2 separate regions of the Homo sapiens genome follow, and region 1 is linked to region 2. The links are chromatin loops, found by intact Hi-C in ENCODE. Cell type or tissue: PC-9. All regions are shown on one strand. Links, peaks and the distances in the headings refer to the core of each region. The heading gives the core; the rest is flanking DNA. Region 1 has its middle 97 kb from the start of SCG2. Region 2 overlaps AP1S3 (adaptor related protein complex 1 subunit sigma 3).

What was found. Hi-C counts contacts between places; a loop is a spot of excess contacts. Peaks named below come from ENCODE experiments on the same cell type or tissue, not always from the same donor. Only the 100,000 strongest peaks of a DNase experiment are listed, where the experiment ranks them.
Region 1: it touches region 2 in a loop (5-fold over the local background); 10 of 110 quality-filtered maps call a loop at or near these places.

The regions. Positions count from the first base shown.
Region 1 is chr2:223,693,845-223,704,074 of GRCh38, forward strand. No RefSeq gene overlaps it. Among named protein-coding and RNA genes, the nearest start is that of SCG2, 97 kb to the left of the region's middle. RefSeq lists enhancers at 3,411-4,610, 5,260-6,459, 5,788-6,082. In PC-9, for the core only: no CTCF peak of the experiment used is centred there; DNase peaks (open chromatin) are centred at 3,057 and 5,877; H3K27ac peaks cover 3,567 bases.
Region 2 is chr2:223,756,559-223,766,788 of GRCh38, forward strand. AP1S3 (adaptor related protein complex 1 subunit sigma 3) reads right to left here. Exons shown (of 5, transcript NM_001039569.2): 4 at 8,655-8,792; 5 at 1-2,192. The coding sequence ends at 2,157. Among named protein-coding and RNA genes, the nearest start is that of AP1S3, 76 kb to the right of the region's middle. RefSeq lists a silencer at 4,354-4,648 and an enhancer at 5,171-5,540. In PC-9, for the core only: CTCF peaks have their summits at 3,367, 4,809 and 5,009; DNase peaks (open chromatin) are centred at 2,783, 3,153, 3,733 and 4,473; H3K4me3 peaks cover 2,120 bases; H3K27ac peaks cover 5,646 bases.

The sequences.
Region 1 (10,230 bases), core at 1,593-9,592, 63 kb before region 2:
GTAAAATATTTAGTATTGACGATCTAGGTAAAGGGTACATGGGTTATTTGTACTATTCTTGCAACTTTTCTGTAAGTTTGAAATTACTTTGGAATGAAAAGAAAAAATATTTTAATAAATAAAAAAATTGGGTTTGGGGTTTTTTTTGTTTTGTTTTGTTTTTGTGTGTTTTTGTTTTTTTTTTTTTTTTTTTTTTTTTTTGAGACAGAATTTTGCTTTTTCGCCCAGGCTGGAGTGAAGTGGCACAATCTCATCTCACTGCAACCTCCACCCCCCAGGTTCAAGCTATTCTCCTGCCTCAGCCTCCCAAGTAGCGGGGATTACATGTGCCCATCACCACGCCTGGTTAATTTTTTGTAACTTTAGTAGAGACAGGGTTTCACCATGTTGGCCAGGCTGGTCTCAAACTCCTGACCTCAGGTGATCCACCCTCCTCGGCCTCCCAAAGTGCTAGGATTACAGGCATGAGCCACTGCGCCCAGCAAAAGATTAGTATTTAAACATATGAAAGACTGAGCCACTTTGAGATGCCTCACCTTTCACCATTTGTTTCTTGCACATCAGTTGCTACGTACCTTATCCAAGCTTGCGAGTGTGTTTGACTCTCTCCTCTCTATCCACTCTTCTCAAAGATGTCCAAGAGCCAGCATGGAGAATTTGGTGCCTTCTTCCTGCTACCCCAGCTGTCCCTGGCTGCTCTGTTTGTGCAAGAAGCTTGTTAGTCAATAGAATCTGTCTGTCAATGATTCTCATCCCGGACTGCATATTAAAATCACCTTGGGAGGCCTTAAATGATGCTGACCTCTCAACCTCGGATTTTCTCATTTAATTAGTTGGGAAAAGGGCCCATTGATATTTTTAAAACCTCCTGGTGATTCTAATATTCAGCAAGTTTGAGAACCACTGAACTAATGTGTTCCCAGTTTTATGAATGAGTGGGCCGCAGTCCTGCTGCATCAGAATCATCTAAGAGGATTACTAAAAGGGTAAAATGCCTGGCCATGGTGGCTCACACCTGCAATCCCAACACTTTGGGAGGCAGAGGCAGAAATGGGAGGATCACTTGAGCCCAGGAGTTCGCGACCAGCCCAGGCAACACAGTGAGAACCCCATCTCTACAAAAAATTAGCCAGGTATGGTGGCACATGCCCATAGTTTCAGCTACTTGGGAGACTGAGATGGGAGGATTACCTGAGCCCACGAGTTTGAGGCTGCAGTGAGCTGTGATCACTCCACTGCACTGCAGCCTGGGCAACAGAGCAAGACCCTGTCTCTAATGAACAATCAATCAATGTAAACCTCCAGGTGTTACTCCAAACCTACTAAATCAAACTCTGTGGGATGGAGGCCCAGACATCTTTCTATACATTCCAAGTGATACTGAAAACTTAAAAATCAGTATTCTGTTTGGTTTTTTGTTTTTGTTTTTGTTTTTTGTTTTTTTGGAGGGGGAGGCTGTCACTCTGTCACCCAGACTGGAGTGCAGTGGCATGATCACAGCTCACTGCAACCTCTACCTTCCAGGTTCAAGCAATTCTTGTGCCTCAGCCTCCCAAGTAGCTGGGATTACAGGTGTGTGCCACAAGTCAGGCTAATTTTTGTATTTTTAGTAGAGACAGGTTTTTGCCATGTTGGCCGGGCTGGTCTCGAACTCCTGGCCTCAAGTGATCCTCCCACCTCAGCTTCCCAAAGTGCTGAGATTATAGGCATGAGCTACCATGCCTGGCCCAAAAATCACTGTTCTGAAACAGTAGTTTCCATGTTTTTTTTGATGGAGCTCACTTTCTGTCACTCCAGAGCAAGGCCATGAAGCTGTGACATCCCAGCCTAGCCCTTGATAGCACGCACTGTTGGTTAGCTTACCCAACAGGCAATTCTAGCCCTTCTCCCCTTCCTTCCTTCTTTCCTTCCTTCCTTCCGCTATAGCTGCTGGAAAAGCTCAACACTCCCTCTTGCAGGCTCCCTCACAGCTGGTAAGGGCAACAGGACCCAATTTAGCCAGTCTTCAAAGGGGTAGTCTGCCAATGGGATTGAGAATATCTTGTTTCTTCATAAAAGGACTTTGCAAGTTCCATGTTCCTGGCTACCGTTTTCCTCTTCTTCCTGCCTTGAAACCGGCTGTGATGCCTTCTTCTGACCGTGTAAGGGCAAGGATAGCCACAAAAGGCCAACACGCTAAGGCTGATGGAGTAAAAGAGTGGAAAAACCTGGATCTTTGATATTGTTAAGAAGCCCACACATGCTTTCAGCATTTCTAACTGATAAAGCATCCCACCTTCCTCATTATCCACTCCAGAGAGAAATCACATTTAAAGAAGCATGACTGAAGTCTCCATTTTTCTTCCTTTTCAAATATTTAATATTGTCCAAGGATTAGTCTACAAAGCCTAATGCATGAACTGTTGTACCCAAGTCTCTACCTCCACCTCCACTTCACTCTGTCTAATCGTGGAAGCCTTTCATTCCACACCCCACATTCTGCAGCCCCCAGACCCCCATCCCAGAAAGAACTGTCTCACCCAGGTCCTCCTGCTCCACCATCTAGGTTCCTCGAGTCCTTCTTTCCTCTCCCCAGTGCTCTCCCTTCCCTCCAGAGAGAATGCACTCTCCCCCTTCTCTTCTAAGAAGAGAACGAAGCAGGAAGAAGCTAAGCAGAGAACAGGGGAGTGGGAAAGCTGTGGACCCTTAACATGAAGGATTTTTAACTGTTCACAGAGAAAACCCAGTGTTTCAGAACACATAGACTCAGATGTCCTAGGACTGAAGGCTAAGGGGAGAGAGCAGTAGGCCGCTGCCCACACTCATCCACAAAAGTTTAGCACATCCGTTCTAAAGTCAGGCTACCCTTCCTAATAACCACTGGAGCTTTCCAAATTACAGATTAAACTCTGATTCAATAGATCTAGAATCCAGAAATTCTGATTCAATAGATCTAGGTGAGGCTCAGACATCTGTTTTTAAAAGCTTCCCAGATGACTGATGAGCAGCCAAGGTCAATAACCCCAGGTAGTAGACGACAGCTGGAGAAACAACTCTCCATTGTCAACAGCAACTCTCAATTAAACAAGGAAATCTTGTCCTTTCCTCTCCTCTCCACTTAAAGTCATTCAAACTATGACTAAGGTAGTACTCAGCCCTCTGTTCAGTGAGATTTCATTTTACCTAATCAGAAAGAACTTTCAACTTGACAGAAAATGTGGATTCCATCCTTGGTTCCCCTAGAATCTTTCTCACATAAATACTTTAGCACCAAGCAAGCATGGCCTAGTCTTCTGGTGTTTTTATATCAAATCATATTACTTTATTCACAAATTACTTCTGATAAATGACCCTGGCTAGCAGTCAAACTGAATTTTTATAGTGAACAAATACTTCTTGAAGAGACTGAAACTCTTCAGACTCATTCAAACATTTTCAGAACTTGACAAACATAGACACTATAATTATGCATAGTAGTTCTGATTGTATCTTTGGACCACATTTTACTTAGCATTGTAAGCTGATCTGTTTCCAAGAGAGAAAGAAAGAAATATCTTAGTCTGTTTCTTATTATGAAATTTAATTATTAATGAAACTCCTTTACCTTTTAGAACTATTCTTAGGATCTCCAGATGCAAGATGAAATTATTGGTGAATGCCATCATGAGGTAATGGCAACATGTCAAATAGAAAGAATGTGTTATTTTTAAAGGCTCTGAAAGAATTTGGTGAATTTTAATTATAAAGTCACAGACCTAATATTTTATCACTTTCCATCCCATGTATGTCATCCCTAGATAATATTTTCCAACTTTTCTTTTTCTCAGGCTCCTGCTCTCTAGAACAAGGGTGATTATCCACATGGCTGCTAACCTTATGAGCACGTTGAGACACTGGATACGTTAGAGAGTGTAGCACACTGGAAAAAAACTACTAAATGAAAAGTATAATTTCCATAGCTAAAAGATGTTTATCATTAGTACCAGTTATTAGCTCATCTATTTAAAGGAAATGACTCTCCATAGAAACTGATCTTCCTTCATTGAATATGTTGGCCTTAATGAGATTGAGGCCTTGTAATTACCAGGAGAAGGAAAGATCATTTGAATTGGTACTATTCCATAAGGCTGTCCTTTTCATTTATTTCTCATGAATCATGTGAACTACTGGGAGGTCTCATACCCATGCTTTTCATTAAGGAACAGGTAACGCATTTAACTTTGATTTTATGACTCAGTCTCGAGAACGCTATGATCTGACCTCTGGGGTTTAGAAATAAACCACTTTCTCATCAATACTGGAATCATTCAGGAGGAGCTGGGAGACTGGTTTTATCCAGCACACACACAAAAGTGCATTTTACAAAAGCAGAGAAAATAGTCACAGGAGGACGATGGGAGTTGTCCGACAAAGAACAAAGCAGAGCACCCACTTGGGTCTGGGGCCTGGAGGGTCATTCTTTTTGACATAGCAGCTTCCAGGGGTGATTCACCACCTGCATTTGGGAGCAGAGATTTCCACTTGTCTGATACGAGCAGTAGATCATCTATGACTTTGTGCAACCATGTTGTCATTTAAAGCACAACTAGATTCTAACTTTAGGGGGAGCTATTCTTGGGGCCAGGCTGGGCTGAGGGCAAGCGATCTGTGTCCTTGGTAGGTAGAACAACATAAGTATATCCCCTCACCCCCATGACTACCTTCTCTCCACCTCACAGTCTTGCTTTTTCTAACATGTTCTCAGCATAGCCTTACCTATTCACATGTTACTCTTCAGAAATGTGTTGTTGAAAAAGAATCCACATTTGAACAATGTGCTAAGGAGAACAACTACATATCCTCCCTCATCTTCCCCTGGCTATGCTTCTGATTGTCATTCAAGGATTTTACAGGTTCACAAAATAATGTCATCCCTGTCCTAAAGAAGGAGAAACTCTGGGATGTATTCTCCAAAATGACTTTGTATAGACTCTTGGAACAAGCCAAGGCTGAAGCTATTTTGGCCCAGAGCTTATCCTTTCCCAGAGGTTATTTCTTACCTCCAAATGGATTCGTTCTGATGAAGGGGCAGTTTTTGCTCATGACAAACAAGCACAAGCACAGAGGAGAAAATTATTATTTTGATTTGGAAACTGAATTTGGGAAGCAGGTGAAGTAATTGTCAGGTAAGTAAAGGAAAGTAACCATTGAAAGGCAGTATATTTTTGACCCCATTTTAAAACTTGATCTCAGGCATAGGCAAAACTGGTTCCAACCAAGATTTGTTTACTTGGGTTATACTGGAGGCAGAAAAGTTAATGTGAAGGCTAGAAAGAGTTTGAAGGAGAAAGAGTTTATAAGAAAGGAAAGTGAGAAAAAAGAGAAGTTGTACCACCCAAACTATCTAGTCAACATTTAATGGTATTTTATGGGCTGCCCATCAAAGTTACTTAATATATATTTAAAAGAAAATGGGGGCTGGGCGTTGTGGCTCACGCCTGTAATCCCAACACTTTGGGAGGCCAAGGCGGGCAGATCACGAGCTCAAGAGATCGAGACAATCCTGGCCAACATGGTGAAACCCCATCTCTACTAAAAATACAAAAATTAGCTGGGCATGGTGGCACATGGCTGTAATACCAGCTACTCGGGAGTCTGAGGCAGAAGAATCACTTGAACCCAGGAGGCGGAGGTTGCAGCAAGCCGAGATCGGGCCACTGCACTCCAGCCTGGAGACAGAGTGAGACTCCATCTCAAAAAAAAAAAGAAAAGAATAAAGAAAATGGGAATGTCATTATATACCTCCCTACCTAGTCACAAAGAACATAAGGTACTTTGGAGTTTATTGAGACCTTTTGCGTAGAACTGAATGAACAAAGACGTGTTATGACTCAGTGACTCACTAAAGGAAATGAGTCATAAGATGGTGTATTTAGTTGTTTGAGCTTCAGCATCACACTCAGCCAATCTGACATTGTTTATTGAAAATGGAGAAGTGAAGTTAGTGAATGCTATGTCTATTATTGAGATCTTTATTTTCCAACATAAAATACATTTCTCAACTCCATGACTTTGAATTCAAACTTATAGTGAAATTCATTCTCAAAAGCATTTTCTTGGTTTTAGATTTTATTCTTCTTCTTCTTCTTTTGAGTAAACATCTGCATTGACAATGGAACTTGCTAAAATTACAGGAAACTCATAAATACAATGAAATAATCTACAATCTCTTGCCATGGGTCACGTAAATCCATATGTATTAAAAAGAAATCAAATTAACAATTTGAAAAACCAGTCATGGCCACTCCACAGCAGCCAACATCATAAAATCTACAACTCCAGGGTCTAGAACATGTTTAGTAATTTTATCTAATAAACTGGAAAATGTAAAATGTTTCATCTCAGGGGAAAAAATGATATTAAATTTCTGTTACATTTGGTTCTCTTATATCCATTCAGACCCCTGGATTCATATTCATGATGGATAAACACCTCTTTCTAAGGCCAAGTGAGCCCATGAGATGATAACATGCTCTCTAATCCTACTATTATTTTCTCTTTGTTTTTTTATGGTTCTTTTAATCTGTTTATCTACATGACAAGCAAGTAGTAGAAATATGTCGAATTTCTGAGTTCTTATAGTATTCTTTTACGACTAGGTATGACCTAGCTAATCTTGTTAGCTAGTCGGAACAGTTGGTGAGACAACTGTTTGGCAGCCTCTATTCATTTGTTCATTTGCTTCTTTTACCACCAAAACATAGGATGAAATTTTCTACTGGTTTTAACTTAATTTTCATCCCAAGTTAGTGCAACTGGTGTATGTATGAAGCCGTAGCTGCATAACCCGGGTAGGACTGAAGCCAGGAACATCAGTGCCCAATCTTAGCTGCCCTGCAGAGCCCAGCTGAGGGGAACGTGCCAGGGTGATTTGATCGTTTAGTCTGCTGAATTATCTGTCAGAATTTTTCAGAATGGAGCTACAAGTGAGGGGTACTGTTTATAAAGAGGAAACAGCCTCCATAAGCAAGTATTAATTCCATGATGAGGAAGCAACCCCAAAAGGTAGAAATATTGGCTGGGCGCCGTGGCTTATGCCTGTAATCCCAGCACTTTGGGGGGCCAAGGTGGGTGGATCACCTGAGATCAGGAGTTCAAGACCAGCCTGGCCAACATGGCAAAACCTCATCTCTACTAAAAATACAGAAATTAGCCGGATGTGATGGCGGGCGCCTGTAGTACCAGCTACTCGGGAGGCTGAGGCAGGAGAATTGCTTGAACCCAAGAGGCAGAGGTTGCAGTGAGCTGAGATCATGCCACTGCACTCCAGCCTGGGTGACATAGCAAGACTCTGTCTCAAAAAAAAATAAAATAAAATAAAATAAAACAAAAGAGGTAGAAATATTTAATTAAGGTGCCTATTTCTAGTAGTAAGTACTTATAGAACATTTACCATGTGCCAGATACATTGTCATTTAAGGTACCTTACATATATGGACTCAATCTTCAACCACATAAGAGTGCCATTGTTTTATTTATTTATTTATCTATTTATTTTTATTTATTTTGAGACAGGGTCTCACTCTGTCGCCCAGGCTGGAGTGCAGTGGCACCAAGCAATTCTCCTGCCTCAGCCTCCCAAGTAACTAGGGTTACAGGTCCGTGCCACCATGCCAGGCTAATTTTTGTATTATTAGTGGAGACAGGGTTTCACCATGTTGGCCAGGCTGGTCTCAAACTCCTGACCTCAGGTGATCCTCCCCCCTCCACCTCCCAAAGAGCTGGGATTATAGGCGTGAGCCACTGCACACGGCCTGAGGATACCATTATTATTATCTCCATATTAAGAATGAAGAGATTAAAAGTCAGAGGTTAAGTAAATTGCCAATGTCACACAGCTGGAAAGTGGCGCTGCCAGTATTTCAAGTCTAGTTCAGAGTCTGTGCTCTTAACCAGTATGTTGTACTGCCATTTATAGACAATAAAGGAAAGTTCTACTTATTGATGAAGTGTATTTCTAGAAATGGGGTCAGAAAACCTTACAGTTAAAAGCACCACTTTTTTCTATAATCTCCATGTAGTCAGCAGTTACTCTAGGTGGTGATCTTAATTGGAAAGGAACAATACAGATTTAAATTTAAACCAGAAGAAACTGACGAGTCAGCTGCTCAAGCAGACAAATGGAATGAGACTATATGGGCAGCATCAGATATATCAACCAGAGAAATTCAGGGTAGCAAGAATTAGAGACTGCCTGTCACAGAAACAAGTATATACTGGGCTCCCTACTCTGGATTGCTATGGCAACAAGCTATATACACCAGATGATTTAGCAATTGGTATAAATTGTCTCAGGTTGTTCAAAACATTTCATCTTCTCTTCCCAATAACATAGTAACTTATCCAAAGTTTGAACTTGTATTGTCCTTGGGTATCTCCCAACATATTCCATCCATTGTTAAAATCAAAATGGTATTTAACACATTTGTTCTTTATGAATTTCATTTTCCATAATATTCTTTTATTATATAACAATTAATATACATAATCACAAAAGCGAGATGCATTTTTTTTTTTTTTTGATACAGAGTCTCGGTCTATCACCCAGGCTGGAGTACAGGGGTGTGACCTTGGCTCACTGCAACCTCCGCCTCCTAGGTTCAAGCTATTCTCCTGCCTCAGCTTCCTGAGTAACTGGGATTACAAGCACCTGCCACCACACCCGGCTAATAACAATATGCATTCTTGATAGCAATTTAAGAATTAAAGTATGCACACACAAAAATTACTTATTTTATCACTATACTTATGCTTTGGTTTGTCTTCTGTCTCCCTCTCAGTGTCTCTCAAGATTGTCATGAGATTTGAATGAGATAGCATGCAAAGTACACAGTACCGTGACTCGCATCAAGTGTTCAAGAAATGGAAGTTATTATTAAGGTAGTGATTACTATTTTTATTTTATGTATTTCTGAAGGGAAGATTTCTAAAAGTAAAATTGTTCCTTAGGCAGGGTGCGGTGGCTCACGCCTGTAATCTCAGCACTTTGGGAGGCCAAGGCAGGCAGATCATGAGGTCAAGAGATTGAGACCATCCTGGCTAACACAGTGAAACCCCGTCTCTACTAAAAAGCACAAAACAATTAGCCGGGCGTGGTGGCAGGCGCCTGTAGTCCCAGCTACTCGGGAGGCTGAGGCAGGAGAATGGCGTGAACCCAGGAGGCCAAGCTTGCAGTAAGCCAAGATCACACCACTGCACTCCAGCCTGGGCAACAGAGCAAGACTCCATCTCAAAGAAAAAAAAAATTGTTCTTTAGAGAGCATGCACATTTTAAATTTTACCAGTAACTGACAAAGTTCCCTCAATTTACCATTTGGGAAATTTACCAATTTCCCATACCAACTCACATTCCCACACAGTATAAGACCTTTCCCCACATCTAAATACTAAATACTATCAACGCTTATGTTTTCACTAGTTTGGGTGAAACATGATAATTCAGTTTAATTTGTATTTCTATTTGTGAGTGAATTAAGCATCTTTTTATGATCATTATTATTAGACATTTGGTGCAGTGGGATTCTGTTCAAATCCTTTCTTCATTTTTTGTATTGGGTTATTTTTCTTCTCTCACTGATTTTTAATAGCACCTTCTATTTCGTGGGTGTTCATTCTCTGTCTCCATCTGCAAATATTTTCTCCAGTTTTCTCAAAGTCTTTTAACTATGTTCATGGTATATTTTATGATTCTAAAATTTAAAAATTGTATGTATTCAAATACATCAATATTTCCCTTTATGGTTTCTGTGTTTGAGGCTTTTCCTGGGAAGGTCTTCCCCATTTCAATATTTATAAAAATATTTCCCTACTGTTTTATTATTTTAGCATACTAATACAATTGTTTAATATATCTGGAGTGGATGTGTATGTGCCTGTGAGATAAAGCTCTGCGTTTTTAATTTTGTGGCTCTCCATTCGTACCTATTAACACTGGTCAAATTTTAGAGTTCTTCCTTTTATTACAATACAAAATGTTATATGTAATCCAAGAAATAATACTAGGAGCCAAAATCTGTATAAGATTCTACAAACAGGCTGGGTGCAGTGGCTCATGCCTGTAATCCCAACACTTTGGGAGATCAAGGCAGGCAGATCACTTGAGGTCAGGAGTTCAAGACCAGCCTGGCCAACATGGCGAAATCCTGTCTCTACTAAAAATACAAAAATTATCTAGGCGTGGTGAGAGGCACCTGTAGTCCCAGCTACTGGGGA
Region 2 (10,230 bases), core at 1,581-9,580:
GGTCAATCATACATGATAAACTTCAAGCTGATGCCATAATTGTAATTACATGGTAACCTGAAGAAATATTGGATAGTAAAAGCCTAATGATTATTTTATATGCTAATCTGAGTTATTTCCTTTGAACAATGGTTATATTGAGGAATTGGTGAATTTTTCCCTTTGTTCTCCTGCTTGCTTTGCTGTTTTCCCTAAATATGTCTGCTGAGATGAACTAAAGAGAACATTTTTCCATCGAGTTCTCTAAAAATCTACCAGATGGGATCTCCTAAAGAATCCAACAGGAAACACACTCTTCTAGGAAATCACTGGAGGTCCCAAACCACTCTAATATGAATGATACCAGACCTCAAAGCTAACATTGAAAATGCACAGGTAAAACATCAAATAGCAGGCAGCAAGACAGAATACTACAAGCTTTTACTTTTTCTTTTTTTTTTTTTTTTTCTTGAGACGCAGTCTTGCTCTGTCACCCGCCTGGAGTGCACTGGTATGACCTTGGCTCACTGCAACCTCTGCCTCCTGGGTTCAAGCCATTCCCCTGCCTCAGCCCCCTGAGTAGCTGGGATTACAGGCACCTGCCACCATGCCCGGCTAATTTTTTTGTTTGTTTGAGACGAAGTCTCGCTCTGTCGCCCAGGCTGGAGTGCAGTGGCACAATCTCAGCTCACTGCAACTTCTGCCTCCCAGGTTCAAGCGATTCTCCTGCCTCAGCCTCCCAAGTAGCTGGGACTACAGGCACGCACCACCACTCCCGGCTAATTTTTGTATTTTTAATAGAGGTGGGGTTTCACCTTGTTGGCGAGGATGGTCTTGATCTCTTGACCTTGTGATCCGCCCACCTCTGCCTCCCAAAGTGCTGGAATTATAGGCATGAGCCACTGTACCCGGCCTAATTTTTGTATTTTTAGTAGAGATGGGGTTTCATCATATTGGCCAGGCTGCTCTCGAACTCCTGACCTCAAGTGATCCACCTGCCTCGGCCTCCCAAAGTGCTGGGATTACAGGTGTAAGCCACCACTCCCGGCCTACAAGCTATTTCCCTGTAATATGTCTGATCACTGTTAGGACCTGGTTATACAGAATTTTCATTCCAGGAAGCACAAATGTGATATACTTACAGTAATAATGGTCAGCAGCAAATCTTTTCTTTGGGGAGGAAAGGGTAAGAAAAGAAAAAAGAAGGAAAGGAATCTACCATATAGGCTGTGATAATCTTAAATGCTCTAAGTAAGCCATGTAATAAGTCTTCAAATGCATTAGAGATACATTAAAACATATTTGAAATGAAATTTCCAGCATCTAAGAGTGCTTGGAACGTGAATTTTAAAAAATAGTAGCAATAATTATTATTGCTATTAATTCTTATCATACTATTTTAGAATAATAAAGGAAGTCATAGATGCTGTATCTCTAGGTCTCTATAAACCTTAATAAATATATAGTTCATAGAAAACCTTATTGGAATGTCCCTTATATTCAATTAAAAGATAAATTAAAACCTCAGTCAAGATAGCAGCTTCTAAGGCATCAAAAACACTTATTAAGTTCTATACTCTTTGGTTATTTTCATAATCCCAATTCTAAAAAAAATAAATGAATTCAGCACATTAAAATCAGACATTTTGTATGTGAATTGCAGTTACAGTACTATTAAGTGTATGAAAAATGTCTAGCATTACATATAAACTCTGCACTATTAACATAATTTTGAATTATTATACAATTTAGAAAACTAAACATTTAGAAAAAGTATTAATGACATCATATATACTTTACATTCAAAATCATGGATTATTACAATATTGTGTCAAATGCAAAAAAAATTGCAGCTAATGTATCTAAACCAGCTTAAAAACATAACATGGAGTTAATACATTACAAATATTGTCTGTTGGGTTAGGTGGTAGTTACTTTAAACATTTAGAGCTACAAGTACCTATACAGTATAACACAGACACATAATTTTTTTTAATAATACAGACACATAGTAATTATAAATATGTTAAACAACTTTAACTTTGTTAGTTAACAAAGAATCCCTTTAAATTATTTTTGGCATGGTGCCTGAGGCTCCATCAAAAAACCGGATGGGAGGCGTTGCTTATTTACAGCTTCATAACATGTAGTGCTGGAGTCTTCAAGTAGATTTCCAGTTAAAATGTAGGCTTGTTCATGTATTCTTCCATTGTCTGAAAGCGAACAATAAATTAGAACAATTTTCCCTTTAAGTCACAGCCTTCCGCAGACTGTGAAATCTTCTGCATTCTTTTATTTATTTGCCATTGTTGAAAACAAGTTGTCAAAAGGATACATGGATATAAAATCTTTGCATTCTAATCAAAGTTTGAGTATAATTTGTATACACATCCATATGGGGCTGGAATTAAGTAACTTTCAACTGAGAAAAAGTTAAGCTTGATCATAAAGTGAATGTCTGATAAGAGAAATGCTTGGCCAGTGTGGTGCTCACGCCTGTAATACCAGCACTTTGGGAGGCTGAGGTGGGCAGATCACCTGAGGCCAGCCTGGCCAACATGACAAAACCCCATCTCGATGAAAAATACAAAAATTACCCGAGTGTGGTGGCATGCACCTGTATTCCCAGCTACTCGGGAAGCTGAGGCAGGAGAATTGCTTGAACCGGGAGGCGGAGGTTGAAGTGAGCCAAGATTGCACCACTGCACTCCAGCCTGGGTGACAGAGTGAGACTCCGTCTCAAAAACAAAAAAAAAAAAGAGAGAGAGAGAGAGATTGAAATGCTAAAGCAAAGTTGCCAAGATATCACTGTTGACTTAAGATAAACACGTTTGCTAAAATGATCAGGAGGACCACATCCAGGTACGTGTATTAGAGAATTCTGAATTACGTCTGTATAACATATGTATCGTTACCTATATTGTGCAGAGCATCTTTATTATACATATTGTCAAGACAAAAAAGATAAACAGACCAAAATTCTTAAGAATTTCTTTACTTCTCTACAAGGTTCACAGGAAAAAATGTATAGTTTCTGCCATATGTTTTCAAAGGCTTCCTCCCAAAGTATACAAATTATGTTTCTTTTTAACTTTTAAGTTCAGAGATACATGTGCAGGTTTGTTATAGAGGTAAACGTGTATCATGGGGATTTGTTATACAGATGATTTCATCATCCAGGTATTAAGCCTAGGACCCATGAGTCATTTTTCCTGATCCTCTCCCTCCTCCCACCCTCCACCCTCTGAAAGGCTCCAGTGTGTGTTGTTCCCTTCTATGTGTCCGTGTGTTCTCATCATTTAGCTCCCACTTTTAAGTGAGAACATGTGGCATTTGGTTTTCTGTCCCTGCACTAGTTTGCTCAGAATGATGGCCTCCAGCTCCATCCACGTCCCTGCAAAGGACATGATCTCATTCTTTTCATACTGTCCATCAGTTACTAAGTTTGCTAACATGCCCCAAAGCCATAATATTTTTTTTCAGCATTTAAAAAAAAATGTTTGAACAGACTCACAATTACAGGTAGAGTTCAAAGTTAACAGTGATGTTCCAGGTTCTATACCATGCAAGACAGATGGGCTTTCTCTTGCACACTCTCCTACTTTAAACATATATATTTGTGTCACACCAGGGCCCCAAGTTGAATCAATAAGAAAGCTCGAGAGGACAAAAAATCACCTGCCTCTTTCGTTTGAGTCACGATCTGCTCATTTAGCAATCCAAGTTCAACTTGTTCTTAAGCTTAAACTCCAGGGTATATGATTCATGTGAACCTGCCAGGAAATACGCTGACTGACATGGGCTGAAGATACCAAGGCTACTGGCCGAGCAAGATTGCTCAGGAGATACTAGGGCTAGAAATCTGCCCTTACCTTCAAAAGAGGTTTTCTAACTGGTTTTCACCAACTCTATCTAGAATTCCAGAGTTCTGCCAGAAAACATTTGTATTCAGTCATCCACATTTACTCAACAAAGCTCTCACCTCCTAAGTGGGCATTGGCCAAGACAGCCCCATACCCATCTACCCCTCTACAGATGCTGCCCGTGGGGTCTTTTAACTTAGCAGAGGGATCATACAGGCCATTGGGCCATGCTGGTTTTATGGAATCTAGAGTTTACACCATTTACATGGGAATACAAAGTTACAAATACAAAATCAGGTATAAAGTGTACTTAGAATGAGAAAAGAAACGACCACAGATTGTGAATTTTGAAGATGACAAATATCACAAAATAAAAAATGGTTGCATGTTATTTTCACGAATTAATTGCTTGACACTCCTCTATCATATATTATATTGTATGGCTACGTACTTTTTGCAGTTAAAATATCTTATTTTTGCAAAGTGGACAAAAACCCATGACCAGATGAGAGCATTGCTAGGCCCTGCCTGTAGCCTCGGGAGGGGCCTGGAGTTGACACTTTCCTGTCTTTGTGGTTCAGTGGCCTCTAGTCATTGGCACTGCTCACATCACCAGATGACTCAGTCTGCTAAACACCACACTGGCTGCCCTGTCTGAGCCGAGCCAGGCTGGTTACTCAAGCTATGTAAACCAATAAGGTAAAAGTTGGCATTTTCTTGAGCTTGCCACTTTAAAGGTTTGGGGCAGACTTTTAGAGCTGGCAGAACCTTAGTTGCTCTTACCTTCTCAAGACAGGAGCTGGAGTCTGTATCTTGGGTCCTCTTCTGGATACATCTAGCTCTGCTGTGTTTCTTATGCATATAGCACAGTGTATGTTATGACTTCCTACTGCATTGTGGTTTGGCCTAGCTGTTAACATGGTTTACGCTTTTAAGGGTGACAGTGTTAGGGTGCACCTAGCAGTTTCGCCTGCATCCACACGAGGGCACATAGAATCCTATTGCTCATGAGATACAATCTGACCCTCCCCTTCTTTTTTTTGAGACAGGGTCTCACTCTGTCACCCAGGCTGAAGTGCAGTGGTGCGATTACCGCTCACTGCAGCCTTGACCTCTCGGGCTCAAGTGATCCTTTCACCTTAGCCTTCCGAGTAGCTGGAATTACAGGTGTACACCACCATGCCTGGCTAATTTTATTACTTTTTGTAGAGACAAGGTTCTCACTATGTTGCCTAGGCTGGTCTCAAAACTCCTGGGCTCAAGCGGTCCTTCCGCATCAGCCTTCTGAGTAGCTGGGATTACAGGTGCACACCACCACACCTGGCTAATTTTATCATTTTTCTGTAGAGACAAGGTTCTCACTATGTTGCCTAGGCTGATCTCAAACTCTTGACTTAAGCAGTCTTCCTGCCTGGGACTCCCAAAGTGCTGGGAATACAGGCATGAGCCATCGCATCTGGCCTTGAGCCTCCCTTCTTGGCAGGCTGTTAGTTGGGGTAAAATATCTACTGTTTGTCGCTCCTACCTATTGCAAGTCCTGTGGTTAATGACCACTATCGCCTTTGAGAGTTTCATTTTCTTTTCTTTTTTGAGACAGAGTCTCACTCTGCCGCCCAGGCTAGAGTGCAGTGGCATGATCTCGGCTCACTGCAACCTCCGCCCCCTGGGTTCAAGCGATTCTCCTGCCTCAGCCTCCTGAGTAGCTGGGATTACAGGAGCCCACCACTGCACCTGGCTAATTTTTGTATTTTTAGTAGAGACGGAGTTTCACCATCTTGGCCAGGCTGGTCTTGAACACCTGACCTCGTGATCCACCTGCCTCGGCCCAAAGTGCTGGGATTATAGGCATGAGCCATTGTGCCCAGCAATTTTTTTTTTTTTTTTTTTTTTGAGATGGAGTCTTGCTCTGTCACCCAGGCTGGAGTGCAGTGGTGGAATCTCGGCTCACTGCAATCTCTGCCTTCTGGGTTCAAGCAAATCTCCTGCCTCAGCCTCCCAAGTAGCTGGGGTTACAGATGTGTACCACCACACCTGGCTAATTTTTGTATTTTTAGTAGGGATGGGATTTTGCCATGTTGGCTAGGCTGGCCTCGAACTCGTGGCCTCAAGTGATCCGCCCACCTCGGCCTCCCAAAGTGTTGGGCTTACAGACGTGAGCCACCACGCCCAGACAGAGGGTTTAATTTTCCTTCTAATAACTTTGTGCCATTGTCCACATTGTTGTTACCCCCAAATAAGTATTCCCAACCAAGTAAACAGTTCCTTTCTTTTCCTCTTATCAACATCTAGCCACCACACGCTCAGAATAAGCTTTGAGCATTTGGAGATTTGAGGCTATGTCTTCTTACTAAATCCGCAGGCAGGTGTAGCTTTTTAAAAGTTATTATTCTAAGAAACTGTTATTAAGTAGGAGCTAGAGAAAAGTCTTAGGGGCTACTGAAGATTGACAGCTGTTCTCACAGCTAAAGCAATGTCACAAAGGCCTCCCTTAACCTTCAGTAACTACAAATATATGATTGGGTCCAAAGGACAGGAAAAAAAAAAAAGCAGTAATTATTTTCCTTTATGCAAGTATACTACTGGCTCCTATCCAGTTGAAACCTCTTAAGCAGGCAAGATATGCAAAGTCAATTCTTCAACAAGCTCCCCAGAATATTTACTGACTTCACTGAATACCAGAGCCCAAGAGAACACTAATAACACTCTCTGTATTTGGCAAGTGTTGTTAGCGCAACAGAAGAGACTGAGAGGGTGGCCATGACATTGCCTGCTCACCATAGGGACACCAGGGCTAAATGCAAGGTCCCCTGAGACCTACCCATCAAGCCCCTCCACTCATTCACCAATTAGCATTTAATTGTGAAAGAGCTCACTCTTGAAACACTTACTTCCTAGATTTAAATGGAACCAGCAACACCAGATTTATGACAACCTTTTTAAAACATTTCCTAATTTGAGAGGATTTCAAATTAACCCAGGTGTGTCTTGGCCCCCAATTCAGCTTTAATTACTGAAGTGCCAAAGACTCCGTTAAAAACTCTGTTTCTCCTGTAAGGAGACTCCACAGTCAGGACCCTGAGGTCCTGAAGTTAAAAAAAAACCTCCACCCCCTCCACCTGCCCCCAACTCCCAGAGTATTTTATGAAACACTGTTTTGTGAAATTTCCAAACCACTGATTTCTCAAATACCTTGTAAAGTTTTCCTCCCTGTGGCATTTGGAGACAGCCAAATCAACATCAGAGAGTTTAGATGCACTTTTTGAGGTCAGACACCTCTGGTAATGAATGCATTGGCCTTCTAATAGGCACACGCAGCTGCTTACGGCACCCACTCAAATAGATGTTTTCCTCCACATCCATTCACCAGAGGACTGATGCTCTGGCTGGGCAGGAGCAAGTAATCAGCCTAAAGATGCACCAAAACAGTTGCTGGGAATTCACACCTAATGGTGTTTTGTTAATTTAATCACCCTCTTCCAAATAGCAGGAAAAAAGTAGCTTTAATGCCAGTTTTACTTATTTATTTATTTATTTATTTTGAGATGGAGTCTCGCTCTGTCACCCAGGTGGTGCTGTGGTGCTATCTCAGCTCACTGCAACCTCCGCCTCCCGGGTTCCAGTGGTTCTACTGCCTCAGCCTCCCAAGTAGCTGGGATTACAGGCACACATCCCCATGCCCGGCTAATTTTTGTGTTGTTAGTAGAGATGGGGTTTCACCACATTGGCCAGGCTGGTCTTGAACTCCTAGCCTCAAGTGATCTGCCTGCCTCGGCCTCCCAAAGTGCTGGGATTACAGGAGTGAGCCACCGCATCCGGCCAAATGCTGATTTTAAAAAGGTGCTTTACAATGCTCTGGATCCTCTTGACCTACTTATTTGAAAATAGGAAGATGGGAAGACCCACTGAGGCTGTGGGAAGAAGAATCTAGGGGTGGCAGGTCTGGGATGGAACCCAGCCCCTCAGAGCATCTCATTTGGGAGGGCAGAGGTCAGTGGGGTGAAGTGCTCTTTCTCACAGTGTCCTGGGAGGAATGGAGGGGCTGATGTAGGTAAGTTCCCTGAGGAGGTATGATGCAAATCTGTGCGGCTTCTAAAAGAACATTCCCACTTTATTTTATATAGAAATCCCAGAGTCCAGGGCAGTACAAAATGGATGCTTCTGGGCCCATTTATACCTTGGCAAGCAAACCACAGTGTTCCCAATTTCTTTATGCAAGCAGGAGCACACATACAGCCTTCCCAAAAGGTGTAAGAAATTTTAATTAAAATGATAAATGCCATGCTCAATAATAAAGCTTTAATATCTCTGGCAAACAAAATAACAATGTACTGCTATTCTCCTTTCCCAGGGAAGCATAGGTATTTTAATGAAAGTCTTTTTATACATCTCATAAAATTATTCTTGAAAAGAATAGCACTAAGTATTTGATACCTTTTTGGCAGTGAAGGACTCTTGCACTCCAAAGCTCATCCAAATGTGAAGAGCAAAGACTCTAAAGCCCAATTGCCTGGGTTCAAATCTCTATGCCACACTTCCTAGTGGAATAGAGGAATTCCACACTTCCTGTGTGAAATTGAGCAGGTCATTTAACCTCTTGGTGTCTCAGTTTACTCATCTGTAAAGTGGGAGTAACAATACCACCTACTTTTTCGAGTTGTTGTGAGGATTAAATAAGCTAATACATATAAATAGTTTAGAAACTGTACCCAGCACAGAGTAAGTACTCAGTAAGTCTGGTTAATATTATAATTATTAACACCATCATCATCATCATCATCATCTTTCTCCCATGGTTTGGGAAACCGTACTGACCTCCTGTAACATATCAGAGTCTTCAATGGCTTTGACAGCAATTTTCTTGGATGTTTCCTGAATTTCCCCACCTATTATAAACTCGTCCAGGATGAAATAAGCCTTTTCAAAATTAAAGATAATATCCAGCTCACAGACCTGGTGGGACAAAAACAAACGTTTTGATAAACTTGCAGTTGTATCAGGGGAAACATCTGCCCGAATCTCGAGCTTTTTCAGTTTGCACTCATGTGGCGTACCAAAAATAAAAATATCAGATGGCATTTTAAGGACAGAAAAAAAGAACAGGGAATGTCAGGCCTTTAATAAATGGAATGCTACATTCTATTAAAGCAAAGCACATCCTTAGATAATAATGTTTTGTGTTACAACAGGAAATTTGAGGCTCAGTAAGGGAATGAGGCCACTCGGCTCCTCTTCCTATCTGCACCAAGAAAACTGAGCCCCAGCTGCATTCCAGGAAGGAGGGCAGAGCTTTGTTTCTCCTGCTCTCTGCTCTGTAAATCTTGGCTTCTAGCTTTAGAACTCTCTCAGAAACTAATTCTTCAGAGGAAAATTAGCTCAACTGTGCTAATTTTTCTCAAAATTATGTCACAGCCAGTGGTTCTCAAACTCATTCCAAAGGCTCATTAAAACACACTGGTGCTACAGCCCACCCCCAGAGTTTATGACTCAGGAGGTCTAGATGAGAACTGAGAATCTGCACTTTTAACAGGTTCCCAGGTGATGCTGAGGCCGCCGGACTGCGGGATTTCACATCCAGAATCCCTGGCGCGGATCAAAGCAGAGTCTGATAGATTTTGGTGTTTATTTAAGTGTAGCAAGTATGGCAAGATCACTCCCATCATCCAAATAAAGCTCATTTCCCGTACTCACACACCATCCTTGCTGTCTTACTCCCTACTTATTCCTCTACTCACTGACACCTTCTCTTTCCATACCATACCCCACCCACCCAACTGAAGCTGTTCTCCTGAAACTCTGCTCATTGAGTCTCCAGACTGCATAAATGTCTTCTTTTGAGAAGCGTCTGTTCATATCCTTCGCCCACTTTTTGATGGGGTTGTTTTTTTTCTTGTACATTTGTTTAAGTTCTTTGTAGATTCTGGATATTAGCCCTTTGTCAGATGGATAGATTGCAAAAGTTTTCTCCCATTCTGTTGGTTGCCTGTTCACTCTGATGATACTTTCTTTTGCTGTGCAGAAGCTCTTTAGTTTAATTGGATCCCATTTGTCTATTTTAGCTTTTGTCACTAGTCATTAGAAAAATGCAAATCAAAAACTACAATGAGATACCATCTCATGCCAGTTAGAATGGCGATCATTAAAAAGTCAGGAAACAACAGATGCTGGAGAGGATGTGGAGAAATAGGAATGCTTTTACACTGTTGGTGGGAGTGTAAATTAGTTCAACCATTGTGGAAGACAGTGTGGTGATTCCTCAAGGATCTAGAGCCAGAAATACCATTTGACCCGGCAATCCCATTACTGGGTATATACCAAAGGATTATAAATCATTCTACTATAAAGACACATGCACATGTATGTTTGTTGCAGCACTGTTCACAGTAGCAAA